Regions from separate parts of the Homo sapiens genome. Here region 1 is linked to region 2. The links are chromatin loops, found by intact Hi-C in ENCODE. Cell type or tissue: dorsolateral prefrontal cortex. All regions are shown on one strand. Each heading gives the region's core, and the rest is flanking DNA. Links, peaks and the distances in the headings are about the cores only.

What was found. A loop is a pair of places that touch in the nucleus more often than their neighbours do. Peaks named below come from ENCODE experiments on the same cell type or tissue, not always from the same donor. Only the 100,000 strongest peaks of a DNase experiment are listed, where the experiment ranks them.
Region 1: it touches region 2 in a loop (2.4-fold over the local background); 3 of 110 quality-filtered maps call a loop at or near these places.

The regions. Positions count from the first base shown.
Region 1 is chr1:8,867,222-8,875,545 of GRCh38, reverse strand. ENO1 (enolase 1) reads left to right here. Exons shown (of 12, transcript NM_001428.5): 2 at 629-722; 3 at 3,560-3,655; 4 at 5,036-5,094; 5 at 7,489-7,558; 6 at 8,296-8,324. The coding sequence starts at 638. Among named protein-coding and RNA genes, the nearest start is that of MIR6728, 4.8 kb to the right of the region's middle. RefSeq lists enhancers at 1,067-2,266, 1,657-2,446. In dorsolateral prefrontal cortex, for the core only: a CTCF peak has its summit at 3,809 (motif pointing left); a DNase peak (open chromatin) is centred at 1,765; H3K4me3 peaks cover 2,825 bases; H3K27ac peaks cover 5,375 bases.
Region 2 is chr1:9,105,918-9,114,241 of GRCh38, reverse strand. It overlaps GPR157 (G protein-coupled receptor 157), which reads left to right. Exons shown (of 4, transcript NM_024980.5): 2 at 2,753-2,966. Among named protein-coding and RNA genes, the nearest start is that of GPR157, 19 kb to the left of the region's middle. RefSeq lists an enhancer at 3,504-3,553. In dorsolateral prefrontal cortex, for the core only: CTCF peaks have their summits at 3,113 and 3,314 (motif pointing left); a DNase peak (open chromatin) is centred at 3,301.

The sequences.
Region 1 (8,324 bases), core at 188-8,187, 240 kb after region 2:
TTCCCCTGGTCCCGCCACCCTCTTTTTGGCCCTAGGTGGTTTTGCTTGTGACCTTCATGTCTGTTCTTGGTTCCTTTCCATTCCCATGCCAGCCCTCATTGTTCACTCATGACAATAGCCAGTTTCAGACAGCTCCTGGGCCACTCTGCGTCGAGCAACACATTCATCTTTCTATTTGGATTTGATTCTCCCTGGGCACACACGTTTGTGGGCTTTTTCTCTCTCTTTTTTTTTTTTTCTTTTTTCTTACAGAACAAGACCTCAATTGCTAGGGTTTAACCCATTTATGCCAGAGGTTGCAAATCTTTTTTTGTGAAAAATCAGACCTTGGCAATGACTTGAGCAGTCGGATAAAAGTAACTCCCACGCCCTTAGCGTTCCAGTAATGGAATACTAGGCATAAAAAGGTTAAGGCCTTCCGCAGCTAGGCCCTAACTACTTAATTAGGAGAATTCTCACTGCTTTCCAGCAGGCTTTTCCCCCCACCCTAGCCAGCTTTCCTACATCCAGTATTTAGTCCAGTGCTGATTCTCTCTAGTCCACGAACCTCGGAAGTGATTCCTTGAATGAGTGAGGAAATGCAGCATTATGGCTTATGGAAAACATGAACTGTGTGTTTCTTCTACAGAAGTTCACCATGTCTATTCTCAAGATCCATGCCAGGGAGATCTTTGACTCTCGCGGGAATCCCACTGTTGAGGTTGATCTCTTCACCTCAAAAGGTATGTGCCACCTCCTTGGTTTCCATGGTTCCTTCCACCGTGCTTCATTTTAAAAATTTTCTACAAATGCTGGAGCCTTAGGAAAAAAAAAATCTGTTAAAGCTTTTCTTTCTGTCTGCACATGCTAGTAGGTTGTGATTCCTGACTGTGAGGGTTGGGGAATTTTTAGGCATGGAGCCAGTGTCTTGCTGTTTCTCGGCTTATTTTTTTCTTTTTCTTTTTCTTTTTTTTTTTTTTTTTTTTTTTGAGATGGAGTCTTGCTCTGTCACCCAGGCTGGAGTGCAGTGGCATGATTTCAGCTTACTGCAACCTCTGCCTCCCAGGTTCAAGCAATTCTTCTGTCTCAGCCTCCCAAGTAGCTGGGACTACAGGTGTGCACCACCACACCTGGCTAATTTTTGCATTTTTGGGAGAGACGGGGGTTTCACCATATTGGTCAGGCTGGTCTCGAACTCCTGACCTCACTCAGGTGATCTGCCCGCCTCTGCCTCCCAAAGTGCCGGCATTATAGGTGTGAGCCACCCCGCCTGATCCTGCCAGCTCCTTGGCTTAAAACCACATAAGTTGGCTCCTAAGTCAGTGAAGTAAGGAAGTAAGGTGATACCACAAGACCTTGTCCCTAAAGGGGCCCATCACTAGTTGTTGGCTGACAGCTTGCTGTGACCAAATGCAGGATACAGTGTGATAGGATGGTATCTCTTGATAAGGGGAGGGATAGCAGGTGTGAATATAGCACCTTTATCTCTGTGACTAGAAATCAGTCTTCAGCAAGGATCAAGGACAGTTTTTACCTGTAGGCTTTGGAATAGTCTGGAGGCTCTCATTTTTACCTGGCTGTCAATCCCTATAGGAGGAGTTTTCTTATGAAAAATTAGAGAATTGTGAAACTCCTTCCTTTAAGAAGAAAATCCAGTGCCTTTGTAGCTCTGTGTTACCTCCAGCACATGGCGCGATGGACAGAGTGGGTGAGGTTGGCAAAGGAGCTTCAGGCAGAATCACTCAGCGGTGCTAAACTCACAGAGAACTGCCAGTCGGAGCTGAGTCACCATCTGTGAGTCACAGGCCTAGCAGTGGAACCCCAGCCCTTCCCTTCCCCTTGCACCTCCCCTCCCCCTCAGGAAGAAAGGATCCTTGAGGCCTGACTTCGTTGGGCAAAAGAATGCCTGAGTTGGCTGCTTGCTGTGTGGGCTCTCAAGCACTGTGGGGTTTCTCACTGGCTTTATGGGGAACCCTGAGGGTTCTCACAGGATGCCAAGAATTCCCTTCATCCAGTAAGAGTGGTTTGCTTAGTCAATGGGTGGAACTTTCTACTTGGATATTAATGAACTTTAAGCAACAAAAGACCCCAGATGCTAGAAGATTGTTGGGAGTTGGACATTTTGAAATTGAAATGAATGGAACTTTCTCTTGTGTGTCTTAATCCTTTTCAAAAAACATGAAATGATGGACTTGCTCAGAACCTTTCATCTCTCTCTCTCCCTGTCTCATCAACTTTTTTAGAGCAGTTTTAGGTTCACAGCAGAAGCAGGCGGAAGGTGCAGAGGTACATAAACCCATGAGTACCCACTGCCTCTGCACATGCGCAGCCCCCCCATTGTCAGCATCCCCACTAGAGTGGTCAACATGCGTGAACACGTTATCATCACCAAAAGTCTGTAGACTCCAAGCCTCTTGTTTTCATCTTGTCTTTGCCTGATCCAGTGTAGGGTGGATATGTAGGGAGCCAGGGCAGCTTTCAAGAAGGAAGTATGACCTGTTGATAGCGCACACTGCAGTGCAGCAGGGAACACTGCTGGGTCCTTTGCTAGAAATATCTTGTTGGTTTCTCTGCAACATCTTCCTTGACACCATCTGTTCTTTTGCCTCCACCAAAGATTGCCCTTGTTACAGGTATAGGTTTCACCAGATGGCTGGTTTCAGTATCTGCAAGATTACTTGGTTCAGTTCTTACATTTATTAAACTGCGCATTTTATTATCTTTATTCCTTCCCCCCACATCCATCCTGTTTGCCAGTTTCCAGTTGGGCATAGAACCCCTAAAATAGCATTTAGCATTGTCCAAACTGAAACAAATGAGCTAGATACTCCTCCTGAGCCAGTTAAATTACCCTAATTTTATGCTTAACATCAATATAGTACCTGTCTGGGCATGGTGGCTCATGCCTGTAATCCCAGCATTTTGGGAGGCCGAGGTGGGCAGATCACCTGAGATCAGGAGTTCAAGACCAGCCTGGCCAACATGGTGAAACCCCATCTTTACTAAAAATAAAAAAACTAGCCGGGCGTGGTGGCAGGCTGCTGTAGTCCCAGTTGCTGGGGAGCCTGATGCAGGAGAATCGCTTGAACCCAGGAGGTGGAGATTGCAGTGAGCCAAGATCACGCCATACACTCTAGCCTGGGGGATAGAGCGAGATTCTGTCTCAAAAGAAAAAAAAAGTACCAGAACGTCTTCAATGCCCTGTGTGGCTCGCATTGGATTTCTCTTGGGCAGTGCTGCTGGAGTAATCCACAGGGCACCAATGCGAGCTTGTGAGGGATGCATATTTGCCTGGGTCAGAATCTACATTTTAACAAGACCTCCAGGTGGCATGTAGGCTCTGCTGTAGAACACTTTCTTTCTGCTAGAGGAATTAGTCATCTTTGCAGTAAGTTCTGCAGTACAGGATCATAAACATGTGAAAGGCATGAAGAACAGCCCAGAGCGTTTAATTCACACAGCTGGTAGGAGGAAGAAACAGCTCCCTAATGACAAATGCATCTGTGGGCGGGAGGGGACTTGGGATTGTGCTGGAACTGGATTTCTGAATTGCTACTACATCTTTTTTCCTCTCATCCAGGTCTCTTCAGAGCTGCTGTGCCCAGTGGTGCTTCAACTGGTATCTATGAGGCCCTAGAGCTCCGGGACAATGATAAGACTCGCTATATGGGGAAGGGTAAGCCTTAGAACCCACAGCCCATGGCCTCCCTGCTTCCAGCCCCATTCCTGGCCTTGCCCAGTCCTGTCCTCTCTGGGTGGCACTTGCACTTGCAGGTTTATGGCAGGTAAACCTGCTGTGACCCATGATGTTGATGGAAGCAGTGCACCACCTTGTGGACAGGAAAGTTGGTGTGTGGATTCCGGGGTTCCCGAGCCTGCATGCTCTGGGTCGAGAGTTCCAATGCTTGCTTCTATTGCAGTTTGTTCCCAATCTGCGAAATACTCCTTCACGGTTAGGACAGGAACCCAAGCATGAGAACAGGGCCTGTTAACTAAAGAAAAGTTTCCCCATCTCCCAGGAGGGTTCTGTGGGCCCTCCAGAGATCATCAGCCTCTTCACGGGCTAGAAAGGATCCAGGGAAGGTCTAACCAATGACCTGCCCTGAATGGTGAGCTGCAGGTGTGTCATTTAGTGTGATTTTCCTGTTGACTGACTCATAGGAGCCCTGCTCTGTGGCAGAGCTAGCCTCTGGCTGTATTCAAATTGACTTAGTGTGTGTGCAACATTGACCTTTCTAGAGATAGAACATGTGGCCAAATTACAGAAAAGCACATAGGGCTAGATCACGCATTCTCAGTGGGGCACCCGGAAAACTCCAAAAAGGCTGCAGGGAGGGGACAATGATGAAATCAGGTTGTGAAACACTGGGCTGGTGTCGCAGTGGTGGTGCTGGGTGTTCAGTCCCGCTTTAATGCTGTAAGAAGCACTCTACACACACGAACATGTTACCATTTGACCGTTGTTTAATGGCGTACGTGGGGACTTAGCCGGAGCAGGATGATGCTGTGCCTTGATGGTAATGAGTGCTCAGTAAGTAAGCATTTGTGGAAGATTGAACGCATGGCCCCTGAAATGCTCTCCTCTGCTTTCCTGCCCCCTCACTGTCTCTCACTCGCAGTCCTTAATCACCGGTTCTCTTCTGAGTCTCTCTCATTTTTCCTTCTTCATCCTCTGCTGGGCAGGCGTCTCCAGACCCATTAAGTATATTAATGAGTTCCTGGCACCAGCCCTGTGCACTCAGGTAACTGATTGAACAGCCTTTAGTCTGCAGTTGGCGTTTCCAGTGCATGGTCTTGCAAACTAACCTCCAGTCAGATCGTTCTGAGCCAGCTGCTGTTTTGTGTGGCTCTAACCCTCTGGGGTCCTAGGTAGGAGCACTCAGACTGGGCCGGAAAGTCCTCCGATTCTGGGGGGAAAGGGGAGAGGGGGAAGAGGTCCCACAGAAGGTCCCTTGGTGGGCTTCCGCGTCGGCCTCAACAGTGGTTCTCTCTAACAATGCTGCTCAAGCCTGTTTTAAAGTTAATGTCAGTAATTTGATTTGATTGTTCCTTCCAGGTGTCTCAAAGGCTGTTGAGCACATCAATAAAACTATTGCGCCTGCCCTGGTTAGCAAGGTAGGACCTGCCTCCTGATAACTAATGTGTCTAATGCCACCAGAGCGTCTCCCAGGCCCAGGGGCTTTCCTGTTTATGGAAGAGCTTATTCTGAGAGCTGTAGAAGCCTATTGGATTCCCTGTCACGCACGAGAACAATCCATGCATGACATAATTCTAACCTGCCCGCTGCCTCACCCCACTTTTGGGAGCAGATGGAATTGCATCAGAAGAATGAGACACTTCGAGCCCTGAGGTTTCTTCCCCCCTGCAACTCTCTGGACCTTTGAAGAAATTAAGATCCAGATTTTAAGAGTGGCTCTCAGGGGTGTTTGTGGTAGTGTCCATGGTGACTAATTTCTCATGAACTTTGGAATTATTTACTATAATTCTACTGACTTTAACAGTGGAGTTCCTGTTAAGTAAAATCTGGAAATCTCAGTATGTCAAACATAAAAGAGCTGCTGGAGGTGAAGTAGGGCTGGGGACCCAGCAACCCACCCGACTCTGCAGGTTTTATCTCATTTACCCTCCCTTCGGCCCGTCCCTCCGTAATTCCTGTGGCGCTCATCAGATGGGACTGGTTTGAAAACCCCTGTCTAAAAACACTCCGGGCCAGGTGCAGTGGCTCACACCTGTAATCCCAGCACTTTGGGAAGCTGAGGTGTGTGGATCACTTGAGGTCAGGAGTTGGAGACCAGTCTAGCCAACATGGTGAAACCCTATCTCTACTAAAAGTACAAAAATTGGCCGGGCATGGTGGTGCACGCCTGTAGTCCCAGCTACTTGGGAGTCTGAGACATGAGAATCGCTTGAAGCTGGGAGGCAGAGGTTGCAGTGAGCAGAGATTGTGCCACTGCACTCCAGCCTGGGCAACAGAGTGAGACTCTGTCTCAAAAAATAAAAATAACAAAGCTCTCTAGGCCCAGTCCAAGCCCAGCCACAGCCTCCGTCTATTCTTGAATCTAGTCCCTCTCCTCCATGAATTCATTCTGTACACGAGGGAAAAGGAGGAGTTCCTTTGTTGTCTCTGTCCCTGACTCGTTGGTTTAGGCCTGGCTTTTGTGGCACTCTGTAATTACTCCCTGCCCGACCAGCCCCCAGACAAAATGTCTTGTTACCGTTCTGTCTGCACCACCCCCTGCCAGTCTCCCGGACACCTCCACACATACCTTGTTCTCTGTCCCTTCATACCCCTGCATAGTGTGACTCACACGATGAGCAGGATCCCCTGACTTTTTTTTAACCCCCTAGAGAAACATACCAAACTGTTAGTGAGAATTGACCTCTGAAGCTGTGTGCTTGGGTAACTGCCTGCCTGTTGCAGTGATGCCTTGACAAAGCTGTGAAAGACACCAAATTGCTCATACAGCATGATGGGATCAGAGTTGATTTTCTTTGCATATTTTTTTATATCAAGCACATCATAGATAAAAATAATGCCTTGTTATTAATATATTAGTTTAAAATGGAATGCTGATTTTTGGCTGGGTGCAGTGGCTAACGCCTGTAATTCCAACACTTTAGGAGGACTTTAGGAGGCTGAGGTGGGCAGATCCCTTGAGGCCAGGAGTTTGAGACCAGCCTGGGCAACATGGCAAAGCCCATCTCTATAAAAAAAAAATATAAAAATTAGCCAGGCATGATGGTGCATGCCTATAGTCCCAGCTGAGTTTGGAGGATCATTTGAGCCCACGAGGTGGAGGTTGCAGTGAGCTGAGATCGTGACACTGCATTCCTGCCTTGGCAACAGAATGAGACTCTGTCTTAAAAAATAAAAATTAAAAAATTAAAAAGTAATACTGATTTTTATTGGATTACTTTGAGCCAGTTCTCAGTACGTCAGTTTTGTTACTTTATAGTCTCATCAAAAATTCATTTTGATCCATCATTAGACGCTTTGCTAAATGATTTCGGACTACCTGCAGAAATCATGCCTCCCATCAGAGGATGAAGATTTGCCATCTTTGCAGTTAGCCAAGAGTGAGCAGCAGAGCCTGCCTTTCAAGGGCTCAGCCTGCTTGAGTGAACAGTGAGCTTTGCTTATTTATTGCCTATGAAAGCCATGTTCCTGGGTAGCAGTGGTCTACATAGCACATACCTGACAGTTCTCTTGGGTGTAAAGTCACTTTGGGCTCCCTGGGTAGACTATTAACCTTTTGTTACAAAAGCATTGTCTGAGAGTGCCATCTCTGTTGCATTGTTGGGTGAATGCCTGATAACCATCAAAGCAAGCAGAAGGCAGTTTTTTGTCTCCCCACTGATTTTTGTCCTCCACTTTTTTTGCTTATAAAACAAACATCACAGAATTGATTTTGATATTACACAGTTCCAAAGTCAGATTCCATGGTAGGGGAGCAAAGGCTATGCAGATAAGAGTGGCCCCAACCCCTCATTCTCCCCTCTCCCTCGTAGAAACTGAACGTCACAGAACAAGAGAAGATTGACAAACTGATGATCGAGATGGATGGAACAGAAAATAAATGTGAGTGGCCTGAGGTGGCGTCTTTACTGGGGAAGATCATGAAGTCTCCTGAAGATTTTAAAACCTTTCAGGAAGAGGCCCATGATCTTAGTGATGAGCTACATGAGCCTGTGGTCTCTTCCCATTTCTTTGCTTTACTCTTAAGAAATCACACTTTTGGCCAGGTGCGGTGGCTCACGCCTGTAATCCCAACACTTTAGGAGGCTGAGGCAGGTGGATCACGAGGTCAGGAGATCGAGACCATCCTGGCCAACGTGGTGAAACCCCGTCTCCACTAAAAAATACAAAAAATTAGCCAGGCCTGGTGGTGGGCGCCTGTAGTCCCAGCAGGAGAATGGTCCCGGGCGGAGCTTGCAGTAAGCCAAGATCCTGCCGCTGCACTGCAGCCTGGGCAATAGAGTGAGACTCTGTCTCAAAAAAAAAGAAAAAAAAAAATTTTTTTTGAATATCAGGTGCAAAACCAGGTGACAATAGCCTGTCAGTTTGGTTACTCAGAAGAGCTTTGCTCCTTATAATGAATTCAGCAATTCCTACTGTTGGCTGGAGTTGGGCTCTGTCTTAGAGGGGAAAAGCAGTGGTGAGTCCACATAGAATGCTATTTGTATTTCTAGTAACAGTGAAATGGAGGTGTGATGGGGGAGGAGATGGTGCAGAATACAACCCTCAGGGCAGTACAGCAGGAGAAAAGCTGGTGAATCAGAAATGACTTCATTCCACTCGGTTCTCTTCTGTTCTAGCTAAGTTTGGTGCGAACGCCATTCTGGGG
Region 2 (8,324 bases), core at 290-8,289:
TTCTCCCGCCTCAGCCTCCCACTAAGATGGGATTACAGGGACGCACTACCACACCTGGCTAATTTTTGTATTTTTGGTAGAGACGGAGTTTCACCATGTTGGCCAGGCTGGTCTCGAACTCCTGACCTCAGGTGGTCCACCTGTCTTGGCCTCCCAAAGTCCCAAAAGTCCTGGGATTCGGGCGTGAGCCACCTCGCCTGGCCTGTCATGAGTTTTAAAACAACCCTTTCTTTTATGGGTGGTGTGTGTGTGTGTGTGTGTGTGTGTGTGTGTGTGTGTGTGTGTTTGGTTTTTTTTTTGAGACAGGGTCTTGCTCTGTCACCCAGGCTGGAGTGCAGTGGCGTGATCTCGGCTCACCGCAACCTCTGCCTCCCAGGTTCAAGCGATTCTCCTGCCTCAGGCTCCCAAGTAGCTGGGATTACAGGCATGCACCACCACGCCCACCAATTTTTGTACTTTTAGTAGAGATGGGGTTTCACTATGTTGGCCAGGCTGGTCTCAAACTCCTGACCCCAAGTGTTCTGCCCACCTTGGCCTCCCAAAGTGTTGGGATTACAGGCATGAGCCACCGCGCCTGGCCTTTTGTGGTCTTTTTGCTCCTGTGTCTTTGTGACTTCCAACAGGACATGCTGCCTCCTGCCACCGAGGCCACTGAGGGTGATGTGACTCTGCCATCAGCCCTCCTGCCCTTCCCTACAGAGGCCAGTGGGGACTGGAGAATGCTGCAGAGGGGATGGTTGGCCAGGGCCCCTCTGTTCTGGAAGCATCCTGCATGAGGCCTTCCCAGTCCCAGGGAACTGACTTTTCCCTTCCATCCTCATCCCTGCCTGGCCTGCTCTGCCAGCCCTGCAGCATTTGGGAGAAACCCTTGAAGCACAGTTCTCCTGGCCTCATTCTGGCCTCAGATTCATGTTGAACTCTGATCTCACAGTTATCATAGTATCATTCCTGTTTACCTAAGGCTTTGCGCTCCAGGCACCTGACCTAGGACAGGGGTACTTGTGTCTTCTTCCCAGGACAGAAACCAGACGGGCCCCACGCAGCACCAGTGTCTGCACCACAGGCCTGAACCCTGGGACAGCAGGACGTGACTCACAACAGTCACGACAGCAGCAAACACTCACACACCTGCCTGGCCCTGTGCTCTGTACACACATGTATTTGTTCTCATAACGACCCGACAATGACACCCTGTAGTCACTGTCGTCATCCACACTTTGCAGAGAACCTGGCATGTTGAGGCTAAATAACTTGCCCAAGCAGGGGCAGAAGTGGGACTTGGATCCAGCCCGCTGCACTAAAATCCAAGCCCACTACACTAAAATCCAAGCTCTTAACTACCCCACTACCTGCCTCTCTCAGGAGCCACTATAGCCTTTGTGTGCTCCATTGCTATGTAAGGAACAGACTGGTTCAAGGACCACAGGGAAGGGGCCTACTCCTGGCTGTGTGGCTGGCTGTGGGAGAGCGCTCTAGAAAACTGAGCCTGGGCTGGACATGGTGGCTCAGGCCTATAATCCCAGCACTTTGGGAGGCTGAGGCAGGTGGATCACCTGAGGTCGGGAGTTCAAGACCAGGCTGGCCAACATGGTGAAACCCTGTCTCTACTAGAAATACAAAAATTAGCCGGGCGTGGTGGTGCACGCCTGTAATCTCAGCTACTTAGGAGGCTGAGGCAGGAGAATCGCTTGAACCCAGGAGGTGGAGGTTGCAATGAGCTGAGATTGTGCCACTGCACTCCAGCCTGGGTGACAGAGCGAGACTCCGTCTCAAAAAAAGAAAACTGAGCCCAACACTGCCCTTAGAGGGGCCCCTACCTGAGCTTTATGTTTTCAAAGGTCCCCGTTGACCCTTGCCAGGTTCTGTTCCCCGCCATTGTGTAAGAAGTCCTCAAGGCCAAAGGGACACACTGCCCAAAGCCCACGTTCCCCCTCCTAGAGCCTGCCGAAGGTAAGCAGAACCCTGGAATTCCCTGCCCAGGCAACCCTAAGCCCCCAGTGTGTGCACTCCTAGACCCAAGGGCTGACCAGGGGGCGCTGATTGTTTGTGGCACATTTGCACGAGCATGGACAGGTGTTCGCACGCTGGTGCCCAAGGCTTCCTGGAACAGAAACCAGACAGGCCTCACGCAGTACCACTGTCTGCACCACAGGCCTGAAACCTGGGACAGCAGGACGTGACTCACAACAGTCACGACAGCAGCAAACACACACCTGCCTGGCCCTGTGCTCTGTACACACATGTATACAAAACTCTTCTTTTTTCTTTTTTTGAGATGGAGTCTCACTCTGTCACCCAGGCGGGAACGCAATGGCACAATCTCAGCTCACTGCAACCTCCACCTCCTGGGTTCAAATGATTCTCCTGCCTCAGCCTCCCAAGTAGCTGAGATTACAGGTGTGCACCACCACGCCCAGCTAATTTTTGTATTTCTGGTAGAGACAGGGTTTCACCATGTTGGCCAGCCTGGTCTCGAACTCTGTACACACATGTATGCAAAAGGAGCTGGGCACACGCTGGGAGCTGGCTGTCCCACGTCACTCCATTCTAATGCCAGTCCCCGAAGAATTCTAAAGTAGAGCCAGGCTCCCAGGGCAACACCTACCCCTTCTTATTTTCCAGGGCCACTGTGCCATCCAGGCTCTGGAGAGCATCCCCTTTCTGAAGGGCGTCCTCCGTCATTTTTGCGAAGGCTGACATTGCCGGGAGCCATGGCCTGACCCCGATGCCTCTTTCTCTCCTCCTTCCTCAGCTGGGGGGTCCCGTTGGTCATCACTGTGGCAGCCGTCGCCCTGAAGAAGATTGGCTATGACGCCTCGGACGTGTCTGTGGGCTGGTGCTGGATCGACCTGGAGGCCAAGGACCATGTCCTGTGGATGCTGCTGACGGGGAAGCTGTGGGAGATGCTGGCATATGTGCTGCTGCCTCTGCTGTACCTCCTGGTCCGGAAGCACATCAACAGAGCGGTAGGCGCTGCCCTTAGAGCTCAGGGCCCTCTGCATGGCCGCTGTGCCCAGGTGCAAGGCCTGGCATTGAGTTTGGCCCCCCGAGGGGACAGGTTGCGTCTCTGGGGACAGAACCAGTGATGGGCCAGAGGGGACCAGGCACTTACTGTGCACCAGACACCATGCAACACGCTGTGTTACACGGATCGTGCATTGGTTCCCACTGCCCCGTTAGGAGCCGGGTCCTGTTACTCCTTTGTAGATAAGGAAACGAGGCTTAGCCGATTAAGGGCCTGTGGGGGCACAGGGCTGCTGCAGACAGGGCTGCTGTGTCCTTGGTCATGGCCCTCTCCTGCCCCCTGGTGGACGGCCTGTGGTGGCTGCTTAAACTTGAGGAATTTAGCTAAAAGGTGAGGACAGACCCAAGGCCGGGCTGCCCCAGGGGAAGGGAAGACTGTGGAATTTCACAATCAGTGACGCAAATAACTCACCTAACTTTTCCTAGTGATTTATTATATCCTAAATGGCAGGGGTTTCCAGAATTCAGAAATGAGTAGGCTGGGCTGGCTGGAGAGCCTACGAAAGAATGGCTTTCCTCTGACACCTTGGCCCAGTTCCTCCTTGTTCCTGCCTCCCAGTCTGCACATGTGGAACTAGGGGCTTCCTCCTGGCCACAAGCAAACGCCTGCAAAAGGCCACAGATTAACCCATTCTTTGATCCACTCGGTCACTCATTCTGTATGTTATTTTAGTTTTATTTATTTATTTATTTTTGAGACAGGGTCTTGCTCTGTCGCCCAGGTTGGAGTGCAGTGGCACAATCTCGGCTCACTGCAACCTCTGCCTCCCAGGTTCAAGTGGTTCTCCTACCTCAGTCTCCCGAGTAGCTGGGATTATAGGCACGTGCCGCCACGCCCAGCTAATTTTTGTTCTTTTAGTAGAGGCAGGGTTTCACCATGTTGGCCAGGCTGGTCTGGAACTCTTGACCTCAAGTGATCCGCCCACCTCGGACTCCCAAAATGCTGGGATTACAGGCGTGAGCCACCGCGCCCGGCCTCATTCAGTATGTTTTTACCGAGCATCTCCTAGCACCAGAGTGCTGTATAGCATGGGAGTTCATCTTGAGGACTCAGACATGGATCCTGCCCTCCTGGAGAGAGGCAGAAGTGCAAGTAACTACAGGCAAAGATTCAATGTGAGGAGTGGCTGGGGCAGTAAGATAGGTCCAGAGGAAATGCTCTGAATTTAGACTTCCGGGCTCATCCTGCAGGCTTGCTGGAGTGAGTCCCTGTGTTTCTATTTGCCCTCTGAGTTTTCAGGGCTGAAATTGTAGGAGGGTGTGTACCCATCTTGTAGGCCATTCTGTCTACCCAGCAGCCATTTCTGAGTCAGGAGGCACCTTGCAGCTGTGGCCATCTGGACACCTAATCCCCACCCTCCACTCCCGTTGTGTCTTCTCGCGTCAAGACCTTTAGTTTTCTCTTTTCTTTTTGCTTGGAAATGTAACCAGTTCTCACCCGCCCTAGACCCCACTTCTGCCTCAGGTGGAGTCCTTGCTGGAGATGGCTGTGGGACTTCCCATTGGTCTGAAATCTTCTTTTTGGACTGGGTGCAGTAGCTCATGCCCATAATCCCAGCAGTTTGGGGGGCCGAGGTGGGTGGATCACTTGAGGTCAGGAGTTCCAGACCAGTGTGGCCAACACAGTGAAACCCTGTCTCTACCAAAAATAACAAAAATTAGCTGGATGTGGTGGCACACACCTGTAGTCCCAGCTACTCGGGAGACTGAAGCAGGAGAATCACTTGAACCCAAGAGATGGAGGTTGCGGTGAGCCAAGATTACGCCACTGCATTCCAGCCTGGGCGACAGAGCAAGACTGCACCTCAAAAAAAATAAATAAAAATTAAAATTAAGGCTGGGCATGGTGACTCATGCCTGTAATCCCAGCACTTTGGGAGGCCGAGGCAGGTAGATCACCTGAGGTCAGGAGTTCAAGACCAGCCTGGCCAACATGGTGAAACCCCGTTTCTAATAAAAATACAAAAATTAGCTGGGCGTGGTGGCAGGTGCCTAGAATCCCAGCTACTGAGGAGGCTGAGGCAGGAGAATCACTTGAACCCAGGAGGCAGAGGTTGCAGTGAGCCGAGATTGCACCATTGTACTCTAGCCTGGGCCACAGAGCAAGACTCCATCTCAAAAAAAAAAAAAAAAAAAAATTAGGGCCGGGTGCGGTGGCTCACGCCTGTAATCCCAGAACTTTGGGAGGCCGAGGTGTGCAGATCACGAGGTCGGGAGATCGAGACCAACACGGTGAAACTCTGTCTCTATGAAAAATACAAAAAATTAGCTGAGCGTGGTGGTGGGCACCTGTAGTCCCAGCTACTCAGGAGGCTGAGGTAGGAGAATGGTGTGAACCCGGGAGGCGGAGCTTGCAGTGAGCTGAGATCGCGCCACTGCACTCCAGCCTGGGTGACAGAGAGACTCCTTCTCAAAAAAAAAATTAGCTGGTGTGCTGGTGCATGTCTATAGTCCCAGCTACTTGAGAGGCTGAGACAGTGAGGCAGGAGGATCACTTGAGCCTGGGAGTTCACTGTATTCCAGCCTGGGTGACAGAGTGAGACCCTGTCTCAAAAAAAAGAAAAAATGAAATGATCTTTTGTCTTCTTCTAGACTTTTATTAGTAGTTGGTCTCCTGCCCAGGTGATGGATGCCCTTCTCACCTCCTCTTCTTTTCCACTGCCCTGGAAAGTTTCCGGGACCCCTGATGAAGTATCCCAGGCACTCCGCCAGGCCCTGCCCAGGACTCTCCTCTACAGATGCCCTTTGTGTGTCTTTCTTTCTGCCTTTCCTTTGGCAGGGCAGGAAGCCTGCGGGGCTGAGGCTGACCCTTACGGGTGACAATGGGTCCTCTTTTCCAAATCAGCAAGTGTTTCAGAAAAACGGGATCGAAGTGGGCAGGGAGCTGAGAATGTGCTAGTTGCCTCTAGCTAGGAATGAGCCAAGAATCGGTGAGCTGGAGGAGGAGGAGGAGGAGGAGGGCGGCTCTGAGCAGGTTAGTTGCAGAAGATTGGGGGCTGAGAGATACCACGATGCAGCAGTGACTCCACAAGACACCAGGTGCTGGCAGAATACCTTGGGCGTCTCCCCTCCCCTGGGCCGTCAGCATCCCAGGCACAGGACTGGCTCAAAAATGCATTTTTTGTTTTAGAGGCAGCGTCTCACTGTGTTGCCCAGGCTGGAGTGCAGTGGCTCAATCTTGGCTCACTGCAACTTCCACCTCTGGCTCACTGCAACTTCCACCTCAGTCTCCTGAGTAGCTGGGACTACAGGTGTGTGCCACCACACCTGGCTAATTTTGTTTTTGTTTTTAAGGCAGAGTCTTGCTCTGTTGCCCAGGTTGGAGTATAATGGCAAATCTGAGCTCACTGTAACCTCTGCCTCCCGGGTTCAAGCAATTCTCATGCCTCAGCCTCCCAAGTAGCTGGAACCACAGGTGTGCGCCACCATGCCTCGATAATTTTTTTGTATTTTTAGTAGAGACAGGTTTCACCATTTTGGCCAGCCTGGTCTTGAACTCCTGGCCTCAAGTGATCCAGACCATCTTAGCCTCTCAAAGTGCTGGGATTACAGGCATGAGCCACTGTGCCCGCGCCTAGCCTAATTTTGTATTTTTAGTAGAGTCGGGGTTTCACCATGTTGGCCAGGCTGGTTTTGAACACCTGGCCTCAAGTAATCTGCCCGCCTCAGCCTCCCAAAGTGCTGGGACTACAGGCATGAGCCACTGCTCCTGGCCAATGCCCAGCTAATTTTTAAATTTTTTGTAGAGACAGTGTCTCACTCTGTTGCCCAGGTTACTCTCAAATTTCTGGGCTCAAGCGATCCTCCTGCCTTGACCTCCCAAAGTGCTGCAATTTCAGGCATGAGCCACCACTCCTGGCCAAAAAAAATCACGTGTTCATCATGAGCAGTTTCATCTATTTTTACAAATTCAGCTTTGATCTGGAAGGAATCTCCTCCTTCCTCTCATGAAAGACATTCCCAGGAGGAAAGCCAAGTCTGGCTCGAGCTCACGTTTTTGTTCTCCTTCTGGAGAGGAGGTGGGTGGGCTGGGGGTACAGCAGGCCCTCCCTGTGCAGGGAGGGGGCTTGCATTCTGGAGGGGAGGACGATGATAAGCAATAAGCCCAAGGAACAAGGGTGAATAACATCGTGGGACTGAGGGTGAGACAAACTGTGGGAAACAGACTAAAATAAAAAGCGGAACGTGAGGATGGGACTGTCTAGGAAGTGCACGTGCAGTTATTTATGTATTTATTTATTTACTTATTTATTTTTGAGCTGGAGTTTTGCTGTTGCCCAGGCTGGAGTGCAGTGGCGCGATCTTGGCTCACTGCAACCTCCATCTCCCAGGTTCAAGCGATTCTCCTGCCTCAGCCTCCCAAGTAGCTGGGATTACAGGCACGTGCCACAACAACCAGCTAATTTTTGTATTTTTAGTACAGATGGGGTTTCACCATGTTGGCCAGTCTGGTCTCGAACTCCTGACTTCAAGCAATCTACCCACCTCGGCCTCCCAAAGTGCTGGGATTCCAGGCATGAGCCTTTGCACCCGGCCTCTGTGCAGTTTAAATAGGGGTGTCGGGCCTTATCCAGAAGGTGCTGCTTGAGCAAAGTCTTGAAGAGGGCCGGGGGGAGCCCTGGGGACAGATGGAGACGGGCATTCCAGAGCAAGGGAGCAGCCAGTGCGGAGCCCTGGGGCGGGGGTGCTGCGTGTCTGCAGCATAACAAGGAGGTCGGTGTGGCTTCAGGGTTGGCCCCACTGTGACCATAAGGGTTGGCCCCGCTGCGACCGTAAGGAGCATGTGGAGTGGGGAGCGCTGAAGAGCTCCGAGTGGAGGACTCACTGGAGCAGACTCGGGTTTTCAAGCAGCCCTGCTGCTTCTGTGTTGAGAATGGACTGTAGGGGGGAGCAGGAGGGGGTGGCAGAGGCGGAGGAGGGAGCCCATCCAGAGACGTGGTGACGTGGCCTGGACACGGGGGCAGTGGCAGAAGGTGGCAGAAGTACCCAGAGTCTGGATCTGTTTTGAAGTTAGAGGTCGGCACGGTGGCAGCTCATGCCTGTAATCCCAGCACTTTGAGAGGCCGAGGCAGGAGGATTGCTTGAGTTCAAGAGTTTGAGATCAGCCTGGGCAACATAGGGAGACCCTGCATCTATTTTAAACAAAAAAAGAGGGCTGCAGGACTTGCTGGGGATCGGATGTGGGCTATGGGACAAAGAAAGGGGTCAAAACAGAGCCCCAAGGCTTTGGCCTGGGCAACGAGAAAGCTGTTGTTTCCATGAGCTGAGACTGGGAAGGGAGCATTGGCCTCAGGGGTCAA